Linked DNA regions of Homo sapiens: region 1 is linked to region 2. A link is a loop called in an ENCODE intact Hi-C map of the cell type or tissue named here. Cell type or tissue: Panc1. All regions are shown on one strand. Links, peaks and the distances in the headings refer to the core of each region. The heading gives the core; the rest is flanking DNA. Region 1 has its middle 150 kb from the start of SH3BP4. Region 2 overlaps SH3BP4 (SH3 domain binding protein 4).

The links. Peaks named below come from ENCODE experiments on the same cell type or tissue, not always from the same donor. Only the 100,000 strongest peaks of a DNase experiment are listed, where the experiment ranks them.
Region 1: it touches region 2 in a loop (5-fold over the local background); 13 of 110 quality-filtered maps call a loop at or near these places.

What each region holds. Positions count from the first base shown.
Region 1 is chr2:235,097,704-235,105,467 of GRCh38, forward strand. No RefSeq gene overlaps it. Among named protein-coding and RNA genes, the nearest start is that of SH3BP4, 150 kb to the left of the region's middle. In Panc1, for the core only: no CTCF peak of the experiment used is centred there; no DNase peak of the experiment used is centred there; H3K27ac peaks cover 1,041 bases.
Region 2 is chr2:234,963,739-234,971,502 of GRCh38, forward strand. The region is part of intron 1 of SH3BP4 (SH3 domain binding protein 4); the gene reads left to right. Among named protein-coding and RNA genes, the nearest start is that of SH3BP4, 16 kb to the left of the region's middle. RefSeq lists an enhancer at 1,077-1,639. In Panc1, for the core only: no CTCF peak of the experiment used is centred there; no DNase peak of the experiment used is centred there; H3K4me3 peaks cover 944 bases; H3K27ac peaks cover 2,500 bases.

The sequences.
Region 1 (7,764 bases), core at 3,311-5,810, 130 kb after region 2:
GCCATCTCCACTGTGGCCAGAAGACAGGATTATTTTACACACACATGGTCAGAGCTCTCCAGAGAGCAACAGCTTAGGGAGGTCATTTTGAGCGGAACAGATATCCCCAAATGTATTCTCTGTCTACCACAAAAGTCTTTAAAGCACCTTATACTCAGTTCCATACACTTATTAGAGAAATAGAATTAGCCAGATTTTTTTTTCAATAAAGGCATCTCTATATATTTTTTTCAACCATCACATTTTAGACGGACTTTCAACAACAGTAACTGAAACAAACATTTAGATTGGCTTTTATGTAACCATAAATTAAATTAACCAAAGAATCAACTCCCCAAACATTCTTAGAGTCAGAGTTTTATTTTATTATAAATCTAGATCTATGAAAGCAGAAACCATACTCTTCTAGATTGATAACAATTACTCACAATCCCTTAAGCTTTCTAAAATCATTTATTACTCTGATAAAAATAATTCAACTGGAGATGAACACGGTAGAACAACCTCTTAGTGCAAAGCCATTTTTTAAAATAGAGCAATACTGTTTCCTCTTAGAGACAAACACAATAGTAAATGCAAACATTAGCAGATTGTGGTAATTTATAACCTGAGTTATTGTCTGGGAGATTTGCTGTAACAAGTGGGTGACCCGCTAGAGGTCAGATGACAGTAACTTGAGCAGAGAGAAAACTGTGAGATTCAGAGCCAGGTATTAAGCATCAAAGGAAAGCTAAGAAACCAGGAACAGGAAAGGAGCCTCTTCTTCCCTTCTTTTGTACAAAAAACCCTCAGAGGAGGATTTTCCTTCTTGTAAGAGCATTTATGGAGCTGAGTCACAAATGCCACGCAGGTACATGCTGAATAAATAAATAGGTCCTCGAAGCATCTGCTTCCTAGATTTGGGATTTGTTGATTTAGTCCCACAGTTGTGCCTCCTGGTGATTTTTCATTAATCGAGAGCTCCAGAACCAAACGAACTTTGTATTCTTTTCAAAATATCAAAGTGGAAAGCGGGGTTTCTGGAAGCTCTTTGATTCTAAACCCATCTTCCTTCCCTTTCGGGGCATCCACTATTGAAGGAGGCAGACGGTCAGCCCAGGGAGGACAGGGCTGAAAAGCAAGGAGGAAGAGTCTCGAAGTTGCAGGCACCGTGTCACTAGCACATGTGGTGGAAGATGGTTTTGGGAAATAAGAGCTTTGGGCAACCTCAAGAGTGAACTCTGCCAGTGTTTTGGCAGTTAGGGATGTGGATGATATAAAATGAAATCACATTCCAAGCATACCATTTCTGGTGGAGAGTAAATATACTCAGTAAAGCCAGGTTCAAAGAGGAATCTGTATAATGTCCGAATGAAATATGAAGTAGTGGTGAAATATTTAAAGGTCAACTTGTGTGCACAACAAAATTTGTGTGAAGTTTTTCTCAGAAATCATGTAAGAAGTGAACTAAAAAGAATTCCAGTGAGATGCTGGAATTCCAATGAAAATGAATGGTGTGGGAGGCAGAATTCTAAGGTGGCCCAGGAGATGTCTGCCCCCAGGCGCACATATCGTGTGCAATCCCCCTGCATTTCACCTCGGAATTGAGGAACAGACACTCCTTAGGCTAGGCTTTGTTATACAACAAAGGTTAGTCATTCCTGTGATTATGTTTTGTCATATAAGACTCCAAGACCAGCCAGTTGGCCTTGAAGACCAACCAAACAGCTGTGCAGTGAGCTACCATGTCCTAAAAGGGCCATTTGGCTGGGACTTCAGGAACGCTCTAGGAGTTGAGAGTGACCCCCAGTTGACAGCCAGCAAGAAAACAGGGACTTCAGTGCTGCAGCCTCGTGGTACTGGATTCTGCCAACAACTACATGAGCTTTGAGGACCCAGAGGCTTACAAAAGAACCACAGCCCCTACAGTGACACCTTGAGTTCAGTCTGGTGACCCCCTGGACAGAGGACCCAGTTAACCTGTCTGGAGACTCCTGACTTACAGAAACTGTGAGATAATACATTTGTGCCGTTGCTGTATATTCTCATGTAGTAAAATAAAGACATAAATAAATTTATGTTGCTTTAAGCCACTGAGTTTGTGCCAATTTGTTATACAAGCATAGAAAACGAATGCAGATCATATCAGAATAGAAATCAGTATAGCTGACCTCAGTAAGAGTTTTAAAAAGAATTTTATGCATCTGTCATAGAATAAAGGATTGCTGGTATTGGGTTAAAAACTTGAGAACCCTGAATGCATCATTTAAAAGAACTAGCACTGTGCTGGGGGTCAAAGAACATGGCCGTGCCAGGCTAACGGAGACAAGTCACTTCATTGCTAAGCATGTTAGTGTTAGGCCCTGTTCAATGAGGAGATGCAGCAAAATTGCTCCTTAAGTTTCCTGTTAGTTTCAAAACACGATGCCAATAATTTCCAAGTTTGTCTCTTTCAATTACAAAAGCGATGAATATTAACGTTCATTTTCCCGTGTAAACCCTTGCAGTAGTCAGCCTCCTTGGTTTATTTTTTAAAAGGCCAAATTATGTGGTCTTGTCAGCGTCTCCACCTTGTCTTTTATCCCTCCATTCTCACTTACTCCAGCTAAGCCGACAGCTTTGCAGGGTTCTTTTTCTTGTGTAGGTGTGTGCACCTTTATGCACCTGTGTATCCACCAAGGGGCCCTGGCACATCACAAGTTAGTGGTCTGGGAAAAGTTCCCTAACCTCTTTGTGTCTCCCCTTTCTGGTGTATAAAATGGAGGTAATAATACCTTCCTGTCTTCTGTATAGGATCGTTCGTTCATTCAGCACACATTTTTTAAGGACCTACACTGCTGTCACCTACTCTTTAGGTGCTGGAGATGCAGCAACGAACATACTACACAAAATCACCTGCCCTGTGGAGCTCATATTCTATAGCAGATGGTCCATGAAGTCCTCTTTGAGGAGATGAAATGTGCGGCAAGATCTGAATGTAGGCAGGTAGGGGCCACACAGACCCCTGGGGTGACGACATCCAGGACAGGGACAGCACAAGCTTAGGCCAAGGCATGCTATAATCAGTGCCTCCAGCTTGCTGTGCAGCTCAGAGAAAGTCACTCTGCCCCTCTGAGCCACCTTTCTCTCATTTGTATGAGACAGTCAGTGATTTTCACCCTGGAGATTTGGACCTCTAGAAGGCCCGTCAAGAAAGTAATGCAGGCTGGGTGTGGTGCCTCACACCTGTAATTCTGGCATTTTGGGAGGCCAAGGTGGGAGGAAGGCTTTAGGTCAGGAATTCAAGACCAGTCTGGACAACATAGGGCGATCCCATCTCTACAAAAAAGAAAAAAAAATTAGCTAGGCATGTTGGCTTACCAGTAGTCCCAGCTACTCAGGAGGCCAAGGTGGGAGGATTGCTTTGCACCCAGGAGTTCGGGGTTGCAATGAGTTATGATCATGCCACTGCACTCTACCCTGGACGACAGAGCAAGGCCTTGTCTCACAAAAATAAACAGAGAGAGAGAGAGAGAAAGAGATGAAGGAAGGAAGGGAGTGGGGAGGGAAGGAAGGGAGTGAGGAGGGAAGGAAGGAAAGAAGCAAGATCAAGAAGGAAGTCTCGTTATACAAATAAAGACAGCCCAGTTTCAACATTTTAAATGTGACTTTTTTGTTGTTTTTGGATGGAATCATATCAACTCTCTAACACCAGTTATAATATAATGATCTTCAGCCATGCAGCTGAGGAATTAAAAATGGAGAAGTAATTATTTCAGAATAAGAACACATTTTAAATGGAGGCTCTTTTTTTCCTTTCCTATTTGTTTTTAAATTTCTATAGGTTTTAGGGGAACAGGTGATGTTTGGTTACATGAATAAGTTCTATAGCAGTGATTTCGGAGATTTTGGTGTGCCCATCACCCAAGCAGTGTATACTGTACTCCCTCACTCCCCCGACCCTTTCCCCCAAGTCCCCAAAGTCCGTTGTGTCATTCTTATGCCTTTGCATCCTCATAGCTTAGCTCCCACTTGTGAGTGTGAACATACAATGTTTGGTTTTCCATTCCTGAGTTACTTCACTTAGAATAATAGTCTCCAAATCCATCCAGGTAACTTCAAATGCCATTATTTTATTCCTTTTTATAACTGAGTAGTATTCTGTTATATATATATAATTTACAAAGCCAGAGAGCAGTTTCTTCTGCTCGCTGGTAGCTCCTGCCCTGTGTCTTTTGGTCACATTCCTCTTTAGGGTAGGTGGGTGTTTCTTGGTCTGGGAACTAAGTGCCTTCAGACAAAAGTGGTACCTTTGGCCCCATCAATTGCATTTGTAGATGAAGGGCCTCAGTTAAAGATGTGTTTTCAGGATATGGTGCTCTGCAGTGAGAGAGCAAAAGTTTTTCCTGAGGTTGGAAAATGATGACCCGCTGGAGCTGGGATATTATATATACATAATATATATATACCACAATTTCTTTATTCACTTGTTGGTTGATGGGCATTTGGGCTGGTAAGTGGAGGCTCTTTTTAAGTGGAGGCTCACATGCACAGGCTCCGTGGGAAAGAGAACTTGGGGACCATAGGGCCAAGGAGGTTTGGAGGCCTCCCAGCTCCAGCTGGTCATCATTTTTCAACCTCAGGAAAAACTTTTGCTCTCTCACTGCAGAACACCATATCCTGAAAACACGTCTTTAACCGAGGCCCTCCATCTACAAATGCAATTGATGGGGCCAAAGGTACCACTTTTGTCTGAAGGCGCTTAGTTCCCAGACCAAGAAACACCCATCTACCCTAAAGAGGAATGCCAACAAAAGACACAGGGCAGGAGCTATCAGCAAGCAGAAGAAACTGCTCCCTGGCTTTGTAAATTCTGATTTCTGCAGCTACTGGAGTCTGGGAAATAGCTTCTAAACGTCCTCCTACTCTGCCTCCCCCCTCTCTCGATGAAAGAGACTGAGGGTCCAACAAAGAAATGCCAGCATCATTCAAGGGAGTTGAAGCCCCCGTTAGCAAGGCAGTCTGCTCGGACTGGGAGCAGTGGCACACATTCTGTTCTCAGGGACGTTGCTGCCTGAATTCACGTTTCCTGGAGGATGCTACGGGCTGAGTCCTCTAGCCAGGAACGGGATGCTTCATCTGGAAGTTTTTAGGAGCCCTTCCTCTCAATAGGATGTTATTGTACCAGAGAATTGCCTCAAGCCAGTGCTCTCTCTTGGAACTGTTTTCTATTTTTTTCAACTTTGTTTTACACTGGACTGGCACACAGGGAGGCAAAGATCTCATCAAGGCACTTCCAGTGACTTTAAACAGCCACACAATATGGGCCCCAGTTTCAGCTGCTGCTTTGGCCCTTGGCGACGGAGGATAACGTTTAAGCCAATATACGCTGAAGTTTGGGCTTTGCTCATAAGTGTTTCTATTTAAGGGAAGGGGATGTGGATGATGCCAACAGTTACGGATGGAAAAGGAAGATTATACACCAGGAAAACTCATTTCCAAGGAAGCAGCCTGTGCACGTGGCTTCCCGGGCTGCGGCTGGGTTCTGAGTGCGGGCAGCAGCTGGGGAGGGCACACCACTGACCTGCCAACCCCAGGGACAAATGTGCTCCTGCCCAGAGCAAATCTGTAGCTCCTTCGATTTCTTTACTTGGATTATCGGAATCAAATGCACTTGCTTTTCTTTCTCCCTCTCCTTCTTTCTTAAAATGCTTTTCCAAAGACATTTGTCTTCCACGAACCACTGTCTGCTATTTGTACCACTGGACTTTTTAGTCTCTTGCTAATTTTTTCTTTCTTTAACATCCTATGAATGATTCATGTCTTGGGTGCCCAGTCCTCCCAAACAGCACACATTGGTATAAATGAAATGTGAGAGTAACAGCCAAGTACTCATGCGCTCCTGGTTCTGAGGCCCTGTACTTTGCAGCTAGAGTCCCTTTCCCCGTGTACAAGCAGGTATTTTAACCCCAGTATTTCTGCTAAGTCAACCGGCCTCCAGAGATATTAGGACATTAAGACTTTGTCTAGTCCCACAGCTAGTTGGAAATACGGGGTGAAATCTTCTTCCAAGCAACATTTCTAAAGGGGTGCTCCATAGACCACCTGCATCGGAATTCTCAGGGGTCCTAATGAAGCCCGGGAATTTGCATTTTCAATAAATTTGCTAGATGATTTAAAAACAAAGTTTGAGTCCCTGTCTGTATCAGTCTGTTCTCACATTGCTATAAAGACATACTTGCCACTGGGTAATTTATATAAAAGAGTTTTAATTGGCTCATCGTTCTGCAGGCTGTACAGGCTTCTGCTTCTGGGGAGGCCTCAGGAAACTTACAATCATGGCGGAAGGCGAAGGTGAAGGAAGCATGCCTTACATGGCAGGAGCAAGAGGAAGAGAGAGCAAAGGGGAAGGTGCTACACACTTTCAAACAGACAGACCTCGTGAGAACTCTATTGCGAGGCAGCACTGGGGGGATGGTGCTGCAACATGAGAAACCATCCCCATGATCCAATCACCTCCCACCAGGCCCCACCTGCAACACTCAGGATCACAATTCAACATGAGATTTGGGTGGGGACACAGAGCCAAACCATACCCGCATCCTAATGTCTATGAAACAATTAAACAACACACACACACACCAGAAGCTGTAATTTTTGTGTAAGTGAACAGCTTCCAACTCAAAATAGCAGTCAGAGTGGGTGGGTAGGTGGTCATTGATATGAGAAATGGATAATTGCCATGCAGTAAAAGGCATTTAAAAAACAAAATTTTTTGTAAAAGGCAAAACATGCTCATGGAGTAAGTATCAGGATACAAAAGAGAAAACAGTGACAAGCAGTCTGCCTGCCCCACTCTTGCCTAGGGACCCTTCCTCCCTCCCCAGAGGCCACTACAACTGATAGACTCTGTTTAGGAGAAAAGACTTGAAAATTGGGGAAAACCTTACAGGCCGAGTTCAACTTGGAAGTGGTATTTTTATCATGTAAAGACAATGAGGTCCATAAAATCTTCCCCCAGCCCACTTGCAGGCAGACTCACACCCCTCCCCCATCAACAAGATGTTCTCACCCTCACCCTTATACCTAGGACCTGTGAATGGGTACCATTCTGTGGCAAAAGGGAATGTGCAAATGAGGTTAAGATTATGGATTTGTGGCCTGGCGCCAGTGGCTCCTGCTTGTAATCCCAACACTTTGGGAGGCCAAGGCGGGAGAGTCATTTGGGGTCAGGAGTTTGAGACCAGCCTGATCAACATGAAGAAACCCCGTCTCTATTAAAATACAAAAAAAATTAGCCAGGCACAGTGGCTGGCACCTGTAGTCCCAGCTACTCAGGAGGCTGAGGCAGGAGAATCGCTTGAACCTGGAAGGCAGAGGTTGCAGTGAACTGAGATTGCGGCACTACACTCCAGCCTGGGAGACAGAGCAAGACTCCGTCTCAAAAGAAAATATATGTGATTTTAAAATAGAGAGATCTTCCTGGCTTATACGGGTGAGCCCAATCTAATCACATGAGCCCTTGTAGGAGACAAAACATAATTTCTTTTCTATCCTTTCCCTTTTTCTGGGTTCTTAGTTGAGACACTCTCCTGAAAACAAAAGTCAAATTAACTAAAGAAAAACAAGCAGACGTTTATTAACACCTGCTGTACCCATCACATGAGAGAGGTCTCAGTTCAAAAGTATTTCTCTCTGAAGGCAGTGGCTTAGAGGCCTTGCGTAAACAGTATTCTAATGAAGAGCCATAAATTCTATACAGTGACAAGATGAAGGTGAGAGCAGCTCTCATCTTTTAAAAGGTGG
Region 2 (7,764 bases), core at 2,617-5,116:
TTCGGAGCTGTTGTTGTAAGCTTCTCCAGGGTCATGTCGTCATGGGTGTCCAGAGTGATTTTGTGGCTGTGTCACTTGATCAGCTGTGACAAGATGGACTGCAGTTGGATCTGGCATCTGGTAAAAGCACAGACTTGGTTTTCAGGACCTCTGGGTTCACTAAGGGGAGAGTTTGTCATGGCTCCTGCTGATCGCAAGACTGTAATTTGGATCTTGACTGCGGTCTGGTGTCGCAAGCCTTCTTTCTGGCAAGAGAGGAAAACTAATTTATGGGCGGAATATTTTTTGGCCTGTCTCCTGTAGTTTTGCACAGGGGCCTGGCTGCCTCCTCAGGTCTTGGCACCGCAGTATTTGTGAGTCATCCACCTATAGGTAACATGAGGCAGCACTTTGGGGCTTCGTGAAACCCCAGCTATGGGGATAAGGGACTGGCCAGCATTCCCAGCACGCCCCAGGGGCTGCTTAGAAGCAGGAAACTGTCCATGAGTTCTGGTTTTTTGTTCTGAGTGTGGAGGACACCTTCAGGAGGCTGGGGAGGGGCCCTGACATCAAGCCTGAGAGCTGACCCCTTTTCTAACTCTCTGGGACATGGTCCTGGCTCTTTCCCTCTTCTTGTTCACGCTTTAATGCCTTTTAATTCCTTGACTCACTGCTGAGCCCCTCTGCATTCCGGGTGGGGGAGATAAATGGGGAGCCCACCAGATGCAGCGTCTGCCCACAGGGAGTTCACTGCCCAGCAGGGGAGAAGGGGCATTCAAGTGCACCAGGGGAAAGGTCAGGGTTCATGAGGTTGTAGTTGTACTGGGGGTCAGGACAGGATCCCTAAAGAAGCCCCACTAAGTAGGGGGACCTGAAGAATGAGCAGGCCAGGAAGTGCATGGTGATTTAGGGGGGCAGTGGACTGGTGGGTTCTGGGCAGGGTGGCTTGGTGAGTCCAAGGAACCAAAAGAGGGCCATAGTGAGACCCCCTTCCCAAGAGCACCTGGGAGGGATTCCGGGGCAGGTGGCTGGATCGGACAGGTCCTTCTGCACTTCCCTCGCTTTGAACTTGTATCTAAGGGCACCAAGAAGACGCGATTAGACGTGTAAGCGTGACTTGAAAGGGGCCGGGTGACCTGCCTGGGGTTCCCTGGCACAGGGGGTGACCCATCCATCATCGACGCCTGGCAGGGAGGCTACCCTGTGCACCACATCCTGTTCCAGACCCCCATCTTCACAGCCCTGGCACTACGTGTAGCAGAGTCGGTCTCCCAGCCCAGTGCTCCCGTGACCCACATGTGGTACTTCTCCCTCCCGGCCTGCTGTGAGATTCTTATAAAATTGTCTCTGATTAATCACCCTGTACAGCTTTTAAAAGTTACTTTTATTACCCAAAACAACACTTCAGAAACTAAGCTGACGGTTGAATCATTGAAGGAGTCACAGCATTCTTTCATCCCAGAGAGAAAAAAGGTAATGAAGAAGAGGAGACTGTCCAGTGAAAACCACATGAGAGGCACCCAGCATCAATGCACCTCTCTCTGGTCAGCTGAGTCCTTGAACTCCTCGGCAGTTCCCCCTCAGGGAAGGTCAGCGGACAGGCTGTGTCCTGGCTTTAATTGTCAGTTTCTGAAACTCACCAGGCTGGGTAGTCAGACTTCTGACAGCCACTGTCTCTGCACCCCCGTGAGCTGCTGAGTTTACTGGCCATCCAGAGAGACTTCTGTGTTGAACCCACATTAACCTGGCTAATCCCATCTCTTCTGTGAAAACTTGAATACAACCTTTTGCAATAGGAAAACCGGCTGTCCTCAACTGGCTCAGAGGAAAACCATTAGCTTTTCAAGGTGAAAAGGAAATAGTGAAAAGCTGGGAGATGATGTCATAAACACTGATTTTTTTGTCATTAGTCAAATTGTCTAGAAATTGGCTGCTTGCTAAATTGGGAGTGGGATCGTTATTCTGGGAAGATGGGGGTTTTTTTCATGCTCAAGAAGATGGGTAAAATGGCAGTGATTTCCACAGCGAACCTGTGTTGGAGGGCTGCGACTAACAGGTGAGTAACATTCGGGACAAAATTCTGATTTACTGCTCAGCCGATGATTGCCAACTAGGCATGATGGGAAAAACTTGCGCTTGTGTGACTTCGAATGTCAGGTTGTTTGTGGTTGTCCTCTTGTGCTACTAGGATTTGCAAATAGGCAATGCAGTAGAGCTCGCAAATGGGGTCTGGAAGGGAATGTACAAAAATAACAATTGTTGTTTGGGTTGAGATTTGGCCTGGCGAGGTTGAGGATGGTCATCTCCTGCTCACTACACCTGACCCCTCCCGTTGTCTTTAAGGAAACAAAGTAAACTTCGGGAGAAAGAGGAGAAAGAGGCTGGGCACGGTGGCTCACACCTGTAATCCCAACACTTTGGGAGGCCGAGGCAGGTGGATCACTTGAGGTCAAGAGTTCCAGACCAGCCTGGCCAACATGGTGAATCCCCATCTTTACTAAAAATACAAAATTAACCAGGCCTGGCCTGTAATCCCAGCTACTTGGGAGGCTAAGGCAGGAGAATCGCTTGAGCCCAGGAGGTCGAAGTTGCAGTGAGCCGAGATTGCGCCATTGCACTCCAGCCTGGGCAACCAGAGCGAAACTCGGTTTAAAAAAATGATAATTAAAAAAAGAGGAGGAAGGGAGGTGGTGGCTAAAATTTGTAGAGCAGCTACAGGCAGTCACTGTACTAGGTTATTTCACTTTCTTAATCCTCAGGAAAACTCAGTGGAGTAAATGGTTTTGTTTCCATTTTATGATGAAACTAAAGCCAAGAGGATAATTAATGTGTCCGTGAACATAGCAAGTATCTGAAATACCACGCAGTAAATCTTGTGTGTGGCACTTAGGTCTGGATATTAACCGAGGGGAATTGGAGACACAAGGCACCGGCATGTTGATTTTAATTTTCTGCAAACTCTATTTCACATTCTGCATTTGAGGATGCCTGTGACTTGGACATCATTTTGACTCTCTAATATTCCTTTGAATTATAAGGGTCTTTTGAAACTTTGGAAATAGTTATTTTCATTGGCGGCAAATGGACCTGGTGTCAAACTAATGTGAACGTTGCCTGTCTGGCAGAAAATGTAAAAAAAGCTTTGCTTAATTAAGGTAACATTATTCTTGATAGTAGAAATATTAAAAATACATAATCCTACTTCGCTAACTAATCACATTTATGTATTCCCTCTTTCTGATTCTTGTTTGGTGTTCATGCATAACACATATATTGTGCTTATAGTAATAATAGTAATAGAATAGGGCTGCATGCCATCCTGTGTTTTCAGCGCTTTACAACCTTACAACCATAGGAGGGGAGGGACTCTTACTGTCTCTGTTTAACAGATCGGGAAACTGAGGAACCATGGGGTTTAGGGACTTGTGTGAGCTGGGAAGTGCAGAAGCCAGGAGTTAAGTCCAGGCTGTCTCAACCATGATACTGTTCTCCCCTACACGGGGGGCCAGGTCTCAATTCCAGGGTGAACAAGGTGCTTAACCGGGACCAGACTGGGGAGCAGGATGGGGCTGTGTTGTGGGAGGTAGGGAACCTGAGGTCGCAGATGACGTGTGAGGGTGGGCGGGAGGTTGCCAGGTGGGTAATCAGGAGGATGAGTTCAGACCTACAGCAGGAGCACTCCTTGGAGGATGAGGGGAAGGCCCTAACACCAAGAGGGTGTGGAGCTGCGGTCTCACCACTACACCCTGACACGTGGGCTCTCCATCTTCCCTGCCTGCTTGGAGTCTCCTGCAGCAGTCCTCGACCTTCCAGCCCTGCAGCTTCTGCAGCAGCCTTGCACTTCCCTAAGTGGTATTGGAGCTGCGCTCATTGCAATAAGGAATTATTCTCATGGCTCCATATCCGCGTCAGGTTACCTCCTTCCCGTGCCTCCCTGGCTCCCTGGGTTCTTGGTTCTTGGTGCTCACCTCTGCACAGACAGGTGTCACTGAAGCCCCTCACCCAGTGACCCAGTGATGCTGAGTCCCGCTTTGGGAGGTGTGGCACAGGGGCAGCCACAGTGGACCCTTGGTGGAGAGGATCAGAGCCAGGATCCCTGCCACCCTGAGTGGCGGATGCTGCAGAGACAACTCTTTATACCTGAGAAGCTTGCCCTCAGGTATCTGTACTTTGTGGGGCTTCTCTGATTGGCCATTGTGTGTTCATCTAAGAGTTAGTGCAGGACCGGAAGCTCCCACCCAGATGGTGAAGGCACCTGCTGGGTTTCCTGCCACCTGTGGAGAAGCCCGCTCCTTCCCTTGCTCAGGTGAGGGCGACCACACCCAGGTCCACCTGGTTCCACCAACCAGTCCGTAGCTGATGGAATGAAGGGAGCAGCTGGGCTGTAGCCAGGTAGTTAGGGATCTGGTCAGCTCGGTGGTAGCAATGATAATAGATGGAGTGTTCTAGGTTTTCCCCTTTGGAAATCTGAACTCTATTCAGGGAATATTTGTTAGTAGCAACATCAGTAGACTTATGAGGTGGGGACTGGGGGCTTGTGTTTCCATGAGGGGTTGCAGAAACACGGCCACCTGATGCCCAGTGAGTTTGTAGAACCGGATGGACCTTGGGGTGTTCTCCGTGTACCTTCTAAGGAGTCTTTAACTCAACAGAGTTGTTCTTTTTTTTTTTTTTTTTTCAAGTTGTTTACTCTTATTTTCTAGTTACCCTCTAGAATTATTGCATTGGGGCCAGGTGGTGTCTAGTACAGTTTTTTACTTTGGAGAATTTATTGAAATTTTCTTTGGCTGAGAATGCCTTCAGTGTTTGTGGTTATTCCTTGGATACTTGCAAATCGATTGTATTTTCTCTGGGACACGGGGTTTCAGATAGATCAGTTAAATGAAGCTTGATTATATCGTATTTCACGTCGCATGCCATGTGTCTTGTCTGTTGGACTGTCAGGTCTCAAGAGACGGGCTTGGGTTTCCCTGTGTGGCTGCTGCCTTGCCCCTTCCCCGATCCACACTCACGGCTTTTACCATATGTTTTAGTCGTTCTTTCGGCATAATTGGATGTTTCCGTTGCTTTGCAATTTTACCAGTAGAGAAATCCTGTGTGTGTGTATTTCATACTTTTCCTGATACCCTTTTATTGCCTCCCTTTCTAGGTCATTTCATTGTGGTTTTATTTTATGCAAACAGTGTGCAAGTGATTCTTTCTGCCAGTTTTCATATTTGGTGTTGTAACTCACACAGTTGATCACTGCCCTCTTCTTTGAAGATGCTGTCTTCTAGAGCTCTTTCTTCCTTTATGATTTGGAAGCGAGACCAGCCACCCTGGTTCCAGGCGACTTTGCTGTTAGCTTTAGAAAGGAGAGCATTCAAGCTAGTCTCAGCCCAGGGCTACTTCCCCCAGGGCGCCTCTTCCCCGTAGCCACAGGGGAGCTTTCATTTGAGAGGTTCTAATTTTGTGTTGTTGAAGTTGCCAGTCTTGTTAGGCAGACTGACAGCTTAGGCTATCTCACTTATTGGCTTTTTGCAGAATTTTGTGGGTGGTTTTGGTTTTGTACGTTCGGTGCTCTGATCTGCGGGTGGCTTTGGGGAACGGTAGAGTCTGGGTCTATGCTCCTTCCTCATGGTCAAGTCCCCTCCCCTGAAGTTTGGAAGTTGCATGTCATCACGTGCAGCCCTGGGACGTCCCAGTGTGTGCTGGCTCTGAGTAGGTGGCTCTGTGACCCTGGCCTCTGACTGGGAGGCCACCCTTGTTCCTCCTGCCCATTCATTCGTTGATTCTCTCAGCAGACACGCACAGGCTGCCTTCAGCGCCAGTTGTCGCCTTCCAGCTATTCCAAGGACTGAAAACACAGATCTGATCGTGCCTCTTCCTGGCCTGCAGACTTCCAAGGGCTTCGTGGTTGTACAGAATAAGCCTCCGCTTTTCCACACAGCACACGGAGCCTGGCAGGCTGGACTTGGAGGGTTTTATCCCGAGCCTGCTCCTGCCCTGCCTCCTCTGGTGGGCCCCTAGGATGCCTGTGGGTCCTCTCAGGGAAGCATGTGTGTACCCCAGCCTTTCCCTTACTGCCTCTGCCCAGTGGGACCTTCCTTCTCAGCTTTCAGGCTGAGACGCGTGCTTGCGCGCACACACACACCCCCTCTTTCTCTGTCTCTCTCACACACTCTCGCTGTCTCTCACACACACACTTACACACACTCTGTCACACACACACATTTGCATACACACACACTCCCTGTCTCTCACACACACACACTCTCACACACACTCCCACATACACACACTCGCTGTCTCACACACACACACTGTCACACACTCACAAATACACTTACTCACACACACTCATACACACACTCACACTGTCACTCACACACACTCACAAATACACTCACTCACACACACTCTCACACTCTTACACACACACTCTCACACTCACTCACACTCCCCCTTTGTTTCTAGAGCGCTTCTGCTTTAGTTGTAGCCGTATTGGTCAGAACTCAAAACATTTGGGAACGCTGATGCCGAAGGACTGGCCGGATGGAATCTTAAATGTAGAGAAGCCTTAACCCCTCTGTAAACCTTGGCGGGACTTCTCCTTTGTGCATCAGAATCAACTGTGAAGGTTAAAGATACTGCTCAGGTCCTTCCCCTAGAGATTCCATTGGCCTGGAACTGGGACCTCTGGCTTTTTAATTTTAAAAGCATCCTAGGTGACTCGATAGGCCCAACTGGGATTGAAAATGAGCAGTTTAGACAGTTACCTCCTTTGGAATACGTGTCTTGAGTGGTATCATTTCTGAGATCATGGTTTTACAAAACTTCGGGTGTGCATAACTCTTTTTATTGTAGGAATAATAAAAGCCTTTGTAGTCATTCCAAACATTACAGACACATAGAAAGTGAACAGTGAGTCACCCTCCTTTCCTGGAGCGCCTTCCCTCGGGGCGCCCGCCTTGCATTCCGCCGCTAATTCCAGCTAATTGGGGTGCACTCTTCAGCTGACTTCTGTTGCGTAGGTTTCCATGTCTGTATTCCCAGATGGGATTTATGTGTCGTTTTCTTTTTTGTTTATTAGCGCTGGGGATCAGGATCACTTTTTGCCTCGTAAAAGCAATTGGAGAGAGGGTTGACTTTTTTTTTTTAACTGCGTTGGAATTGTTCTGTAGGTTATCACGCCCAGATTGAAAGAAGGTAGATGTGGGGATGGCTGCAGCGTGAGTTACCGGACACAAATTTCTTCAGAGACTACATGAAGACAACAAAATAGGCTACTCATTATGGCCTTCCCCCACTGCCTTTAAAAAAATTCTAAAATTGTGGTAAAAGACATAATATAAATGTTATCATCCTAACCATCTGGAGCATACAGTTCAGTTGCCTTAGTGTTGTACAGCAGAATCTTCACACCTTTTTCATCTTGCAGAATGAAAATTCTGTACCCGTTTCCTCCTCCCCCAGCTCTTGGCACCCACCATTCCACTTTCTGTTGCTATGAATTTGATTACTACAGGTACCTCACGTAGGTGGAATCATACAATATTTGTCTTTTTGTGATTGGCATATTTCACTTAGCATAGTGTCTTCAAGGTTCATCCATGCTGTGGCCTATCATGTTACAGTTGAAGGCTGCATAATATTCCATTATATGTATATGTTATATTTTATTTATCCATTCATCTGTCCATGGACATTTGAGTTGTACCTCGTGGCTATTGCGAATAATGCTGCTGTGAACCTGGGTGTGCAGATATCTCTTTGAGACCCTGCTCTCAGCTCTTTTGGGTATAT